2 separate regions of the Homo sapiens genome follow, and region 2 is linked to region 1. A link is a contact called in ENCODE Hi-C data. All regions are on one chromosome and are shown on one strand. The core of a region is the stretch at or near the end of the contact, and the rest is flanking DNA. Distances in the headings are between cores, read along the strand shown.

Region 1 (3,879 bases), core at 911-3,410:
AAAGAACCAATATTGAGTACACTTCATGTGCTAAGTATTTCACTGGTGTTCAGAAGTATGATCCTGTTTCATCTTCACGACAGGCCTGAAAAGTTAAATTTCATTATCTATAATTTCTAATCATAGAAGTAATTTGCCAAATGAAACAAAGCCAGTAAGTAATTTCTTAAGCAAGATTTTGAATTTAGATGTGTTTAAGTTCTCAGCCCACATTCTTTCCACTATATCAAGAAGCTTGTTGAAGATGCAGGAGGGCAGATCCCAGTACCTTCTTAAAAACTGTACATATTATGTTCTTGCTTCTTTGGGGCTTTTGTGAGTTAAGCTCCTACTTTTACATTTGTAAGCATTCAGTTTCCCACACAGTTTTAAAGGCTCTATTTAGGTTCCTCGCCCCATCTTTACAGGAAAGCATGCCATTATTGGCATTGATTAAATATTCATGGCGCTCCACCCTCTGGATTCCATGCCCAGCACCTGTCATAGTGCCACCTTACTGTTTGGACTAACGAGGGGTTGGTTTTCTTATATTAATTGGTAGTAAGCCCCTCATTTCCATTTTCCAGGTAACATGCTTGTGTGTTTGTTTTCAGGTATGCAGGCTATATAGATTGGTTAACAAGCATCTTTCACTTAAACAAATAGATAAAGAGCAGGTGTCTTCAGTTCCTTGTCCTCAAACTTAAATGGTGCATTAGCTCTGACTTCATTACTACTGACACAGGATTCCTTAAATCTCTATTCTGTAAACAAATAAACAAACAAAAAATACCCTTTTATCTCTACAGAAAATCCTGTACATGATAAGGATATTTTAAATTCTCTGGTTATTTTCTATACTCATTTTTTAGTTTATATATTTTCTTTGACGTATCCCATTTCAAATTTTCAAGGTTGACACATCATGCCTGTAATCTCTAGGGCTTAAAAGTCAATTTCCGTAAAGTACAACACACAGTCCACTTATTTTACAAACCAAGGGCAGTCAAACCAAGCCATGAAAAGTAATTTTTAGGTAGAAATTAGGCTACTATTCTTCATCAATACAGATGAAGCCTCATTATTGCCAAAGATCTTAATTACTATGATGATGATGATTCAGTAATCTAGATTTAATTTTCAAAGGAATTTCAAAAGGAAACTCTCCACATCTCATCCCACAACTATCCAAATGCAGACTCAAGCCTAAGTAGTATATGTCACATAAACACAAAAAAGGTGGGTGGCAGCGAAGGGGTTTGGGGATGTTTATGTGATCTGACTCTCTGTTGGACCAGTTAATTTTGATCCTTCACCTTCCTAAAGCATCCAAACCTTAGGTGCAGATTTAACTTCTCGCCATCCACGCCATCTAGTGGCTTGTATGTGTTACGTTTGGTTTTAAGGATGATTCCTAATGACTCGGGGGCGGGGTACGCGAAAAACAAAAAGGTTGGTAGCGACAATTTTCCTGTGTCTCTCTACCTCAGTAACCCCTCATACGAACACCTTTAACTCTTTTAACTATTTTAAATATGCGCAGTGATGCGCAGAGAGGATGAAGGGGACGCAAACTTTCAGAGACGCACGCCCCTTGACGATGACATTTAGAAAAGGGCTCCACATCCCTGTTATTCGTAAAGGACGGGAAAAGGAGTTGTGTCAAGACCTCGATCGAGGAGAGTCTCTGATTTTTTGGCAAGTTGGACAGATGGCATATCAATCCCTGCAACGTTAACAATCTGGTTTTGAAAATAAATAAAAACAGAAAGAGGAAATGCACTTAAAAATTCCGCGTCGGAGCTTTGCGGGTCTTGCCTTCCAGTCGCCCCCAGAAGACAACCAATTCCTGCGCATTCCGCTCCGCTCACCCTCCTTCCCAGCTTCTCTCGCTCTCTTTCCCCCCATTTTCCCACGCTCGCCTTGAACCGGGACTCGAGAGGCAGAAGCAAGGCACGGGTCCCCTTTCTCCTCTCCTCCACCAAACCACCGCAGCCCAGCACGTGAAGCTTCCCTTTGTTCATCCGAGGCTCGCTTTTCTCCCCAGCAGATCCACCTGGATGCTCTCCCTCGGTGACATTTTGCGCCGGGGTTGGTGGGTGGCTGGGGTGGAGCGAGAGGAGCCCGAGGGGGCGGGGGCGGAGAAAGGTCAAGCCGAGGGAAAGGCAGGAGACGCCTTTCCTAACCTGCGTGGCGGGGCGTGCGCGCGGTTATTTATTTATTTTCTCCTTATTTATTGATCGCACTAGCAGAGCAGCGCGGGGAGCCCGGGGAGATGCAGGACCACCCACTGGCGGGGAAGCAGCTAGCAGCCCTCCCGCGCCCCCGCGCTGCCGAGCGCCTTCTGCCTCCGCGCTCGGACGAGAGCCCGTGCCGGCCCCGGCCCCGGCCCCACCGCGCCAACGCCGCCCGCCCGGCCGCCCCGCAGCCCCGCCGCCCCGCAGCCCCGCACCGCGCTGGCCAGGCTCCCGCGACAGTGGCCCCGCAGTAAGTTGGCAGGAGCGAGTCCCCTCCGTTCTCGCCTCCCCCGCACCTTTTGAACTTGTTGCTGCTGCTCTGCTCGCCTGCGCCTGGCTTTTGGAAGGTGAAAAGGAGGAGGGAGGCACGGAGGGATGGGGGAAGGGAAAGAAGAGCTCGCTTGAGCTTTATTTATGCTCTCTCGGCGCATCGGATTCGGCTGCTCGCGAGCTGCTTTCTCTCCTCTTCCCTTTCCGGGTGCACGGCGAGGAGAAAGTCTCTATGCAACTAAGCCCCGGCGCGCACTTGGCCAGGTATGTACCGCGGGAGCGGCGCGTTCTGCGCGGAAGCAGATGCTGCTGCCGCCACGGCGGCGGCGGCTGCCAGCTCCTGAGCTCTGTAACTGTCACACTGCACCTGAGCTGAACTTGAAAAGAGAGTGAAGGGGCGATTGGGCGAACGCTTTTGGCAGACACAGAGGGTGTTTGTAGACGTGGGGGAGGAGAATCTCTATTAACGCCCCCCACCGTAACCACTGCACATCACCTCCATCTCTGCAAATACAGCCCGAGGAGTAGAGGCAGCAGCAGCTGGACCCCCAAAGAGAGACGTGGGGCAGCGGCTGTGACCGCATCTCCTGAGCTACAACAACAGGTCGCCTTTTTGAGACTCCTTTGGCGGGAAGGGCTACTTGGAAAGGAAGGTTTGAAAGAGTGAGAAGGGTAGGTGTAAGGGTTCCCTAATTCGTCGAAAGAATTCTATTGGGTGACTCTCGTTCGTCTTCTCTATCCTACACTCCACATACTGACCCTATATTATCCAGACTGTGCCGGGGAGAAATCAAAAACACCTGTTTGAAGAAACGGCTGCACCTGTGTGCTTATTTGTGCCAGAGGGTGGCCTAGCCCACCTGCAGGAAGAGATTTGGCTGGGTTCTGTTGAGGGTGATTGTTAGGACGTTGTATTTTGTTGCCATTATTCCAAATACCTGTCTTGGAGGGAAAGTTGCCCTTCTGAGAACTGTGACTTTACCAGGAGCCCTATCTTGGAATAAGAGTTACACCTCTGGACCACGTTTCTCACTAGTACTTTGCTTGACTGGAGGAAGTGGGTGACTTTTGGCTGCTTCGGTGACCCATTGTAGACGCCTCGTTACCCTTCTTCCTTCCGCTTCAAGTAATCATGGCGGCGGGGGTGGCAGCGTGGCTGCCTTTTGCAAGGGCAGCGGCTATCGGGTGGATGCCTGTGGCCTCGGGGCCTATGCCGGCTCCCCCGAGGCAGGAGAGGAAAAGGACCCAAGATGCTCTCATTGTGCTGAATGTGAGTGGCACCCGCTTCCAGACGTGGCAGGACACCCTGGAACGTTACCCAGACACTCTACTGGGCAGTTCTGAGAGGGACTTTTTCTACCACCCAGAAACTCAGCAGTATTTCTTTGACCGT
Region 2 (3,879 bases), core at 366-2,865, 1.1 Mb after region 1:
ATAAAACTGAAAACCTTGTGACTTTATTGGTAAACAGCCAAGAAACACAAGAGACTACTAGTAGCCTCTAGAAAGAGGTACAGGTCGATGAAGTGACCAAAACCGGATGCTGATTTGCTGATTCTGCCAATTTCTTGTTAAATGGCTTTCAGTAAGTGATTAACTTTTATTTTCTAAATTCAATAGAGATCTGCTGGTACTCTGTAAGATACTGTATGACTAATAGTAACGGTTCCCAAGACTTAAGAAAACGTAACTGCAAATTGGCCACAAGTCCAAGGGGTCGGGGCCTCTGCTATCAGCATTGACCTTTACTCTCGGGAGTTCATATTTCCATCTGTAAAACTAGAAAAGATAAAGGGACTTATTCACTGAGCTGTTGTGAGAATAAATGAGCACACGAAACCATTTGGCAGTGCCTAGTACACAGTAAGCAATCTAATATTATTTATGTCATTGTATCCATATATATATGGATACATACATATATATGGATACATGGATACATACATATATACGGATACATACATATATATGGATACATACATACATATATATGGATACATACATATATATGGATACATACATATATATGGATACATACATATATATGGATACATACATACATATATATATATGGATACATACACCTGGCTAATTTTTTTATTTTTTAGTAGAGACGAGGTTTCACCATGTTGGCCAAAAAGAAACAAAGGAAAAGTCCTATCAATTAGATAGCAGTTCTATATTACAGGCAATAATATTTTTTCTTAAAAAAAAAAAAGGTAGAGGATGATGGAAACCGCTCCTCCCACAAGTAAAACAGCTGGAGCTCTCAATCTCAAATTGCCAATCCGTCACTCACATATTCAGATCTAGGGCCACTAATCATCATCCGTGGTCCCGAGCTGTGAGAGCAGTAGCAAACAAATAGGAAGAAAAAGAAGAGACACCAAACATCAAAGGGCTGGATAGCTTGTAAAAAACCAAAAGTACCTCTAGTATAGGCGACACTAAAACTTTACAAGTGAGTCAAAACGGCCCCCTATGGAGTTGGAATGCAACACCCAACTCCGTCCCCACCTCTCGGAGCTCTCAGCCTACACGCTGCAGGGGCGCGAGCCACAGCCAACCTGGGGAAGATGCGACCCAGGTGCCCGCCCCAGGCCGGGGCGCCGAGTGCCAGCGCCAGGTGCAGACGCCGCCCCGTCTCCGCGGAGCCCGGGGATGCCCACGCCGGGGCGGCGGCCGGGAACCCCGGCCAGCGGCTCTCCGGGACCCCAGTCCCGCCTGCGCCCTCTCCAACGTCCGGACACGCCGTGACAACGCGGCCGGGCCCGGGGCCCGCCCCCGGCCGGTGACCGCAGTGCGCGGAGGCTGAAGTCGTAGGTGGGCGTCTGGCTTCCCCGGCCTCCTCCATCCCTCCCCGAACCTGAGCCCCGGCTCCGTCCGCCTCCCAGCCGTCTCACCGGCCTCCCGCCCGCCTCTCCGCCGCGCGCGCCCGCCTTCCGGCCTCCCAGCGCTCAGTCCTGCCGGAGGCCGACGGGAGCCGCCGCCTCCAGCTCGCGCCTCCGCTTCCTCTCGGACTCCTCCGGCTGCCCCTCACCCCGGCAAGTGGCCAGGAGAAAGCCAGCTCGCCGCTGGGCCTCCTCCCACGCTTCCCGGCCGCGACCAATGGGCCCCCGCCGCCGGGAAGCCGCGCCCGCCCCCTGGCGGTGGAGGACCAAGCGGGCGCCCGGGCCGGCCAGAGGGAAGGGCCGGAGAGCGGAGGGAGGGGTCTGCGGTCCCGCCCACCGCCCCCGGCCAGGCGCTGCACAATCTGAACTTGCCACGTGGGAGCTGCCGCCGCCGCAGCGGCCCTGCGCCGGGTGGCACTACGGGAGGGAGAAAAATGTGTCACCGCCGTCTCCCCACCGTTTACACGCACAAAATCCCAGCCTCAAGGGCAGAACATTTTAAATGACCCACCCATCCTAGAGATGCGCCAGTTAGGTCATCTTATATATCTTGAGATAGCTGAGATGGTCAGATCAACCAAGGACCTTGGGTTATTTGCCGTTTGACTTCTTGAACCCTAGGAAACTGATTCTGAAAATCCTACTGTCCAGCGTCATTAGAATTCTGATCACCTTTAATGCACCACCCAAGAAGAACAGTAGTCCTTGCATTTTCCAAGTCACGTTTATTTTTTAAATTATAAGATACACAATCGTTAGAAATATTTTTTCTCAGGAGATTTCCTACAATTGTGTTGATAATTGGGAAGTTAATCCAAATCTTACTACATAAGACCTTAGAATGCAAAATTATTTCATAATTCAGATCCATATTCTAAAATAATGAATAACTGTTACCTAGTATTTGACAGAATATTGGGATCATCAGTGGTTGCAGAAATTAAATTGCATTTAAAAATAGGGTTTGACTATAGTGTGTTAATATAGAATTAATAATCTACCAAATTTTAGCTTTCCTCCAAAAATATAAAACACACAAACTAATAGTAACTATGAATTCTGGAGTTTGTGATCCGTGATCAGGGGAGAAAGCATGAAATGAATTCTCATTGTCTTCCATGTGCCAATATTATGCTATTTGTGTATTACTTAAATCAAAAAACTAAGACTCCAAAACTGAGTTTAAATATCTTGCTCAAAAATACAAGATAGTAAGTTATGAAGCTGGAATTCCGGCCTAGCTTCATGTAGCTCCAAATAAACAAAAAGGCACTTTGCTTATTATAGTACCAAAAAATCATAACACTTACTGTACACATGCCTCTCCTAGACTGCTATGTCTCACTGAAAGAGTTTATGAAGCCTCTTGAGTAGGGAGGTCACGGTGTATTTCTGAAAGAGCAATCTGCTCTGTAACCGAGCCAACCAGATTGGAAATTACATGTGACATATTCTTATAGCACCACACCTGAAACAATTCCTGTGCATAAAGTTTAATGTGTTAGTAGCCTATTCTCCACTGACCATAAGATATAGCTTAGAACCCTTTGGTAGGTAATGAAATTAATAACAATGGGTCACAACCAACATTTTGTTGCTGTTGATTCACTGAAAAATAGAAAAAAAAAACAGTTCAAAGCATAAATTCAGGATAAGTATTCTTCATGAAACATTTGTACAGCATCATGTGTGGGTGAGTGTCTGTGTGTCTATGTCCTGGATACAGTAGAAATTATATTTCTTAATATGGGTTTCAATTTTTTTAACATTGGTAAATCACTTCTTTAGGACTCCTGTTAATCAGCCAGTTCTTACACCTATAAACGAGTAAGGATAACTTCCTACTTTTACTTGGCAGGAGGTAGGGGAGCCAGGAGAAGTATTCAGGATTAATGATTAAGCTTAATAAAACCACAGAGCTTTACAGCTCCAGGAGGTATAAGCCAAAGGTGTTGGCTATTACAATAACTACCGATAATTTATATTATATAATAATAGCTACTGATAATGTATATTTCTAAAGCTGATATTTATTGTGTGCTTATTGTGCACCAGGCACTTTTCTAAGCACTTTATATATATAGACTTATTTAATTCTCACAATAATCCTATAAATACAGCGGAGAAAAGTGAAACTTGCTCAAGGTCCTTCTGCTATGACCAGACAGAGCTAAGATTCAAACTCACGTGCTCAACTTCAAAGCCCAACTTTTTTGTTGACTCGAAAAGAATATACAGAGAGTGTGACATCCAGCTTCTGAGTGTCATCCTTCATAGCACAAGCAACAAAAGAGAGGATTAAATATGGATGATGTTGAGAAAGGCAAGAAGATTTGTATTCAGAAGTGTGCCCAGTGCCACACTGTGGAAAAGGCAGGCAAGCACAGGACTGGGCCTAATCTCCATGGTCTCTTCGGATGGA

The links. A loop is a pair of places that touch in the nucleus more often than their neighbours do.
Region 2: a map with no recorded cell type shows a loop between it and region 1 (7-fold over the local background). The contact joins the promoter of FAM3C here to the promoter of KCND2 in region 1. A Hi-C loop is called at or near these places in 3 of 37 single-sample maps with no recorded cell type.

Annotation. Positions count from the first base shown.
Region 1 is chr7:120,271,015-120,274,893 of GRCh38, forward strand. KCND2 (potassium voltage-gated channel subfamily D member 2) reads left to right here and starts at 2,161. Exons shown (of 6, transcript NM_012281.3): 1 at 2,161-3,879. The coding sequence starts at 3,619. RefSeq lists silencers at 1,248-1,347, 2,267-2,416 and an enhancer at 2,857-2,926.
Region 2 is chr7:121,394,693-121,398,571 of GRCh38, forward strand. It overlaps FAM3C (FAM3 metabolism regulating signaling molecule C), which reads right to left and starts at 1,616. Exons shown (of 10, transcript NM_014888.3): 1 at 1,470-1,616. It also overlaps the pseudogene CYCSP19. RefSeq lists enhancers at 653-1,238, 1,239-1,823 and silencers at 1,051-1,880, 1,921-1,980.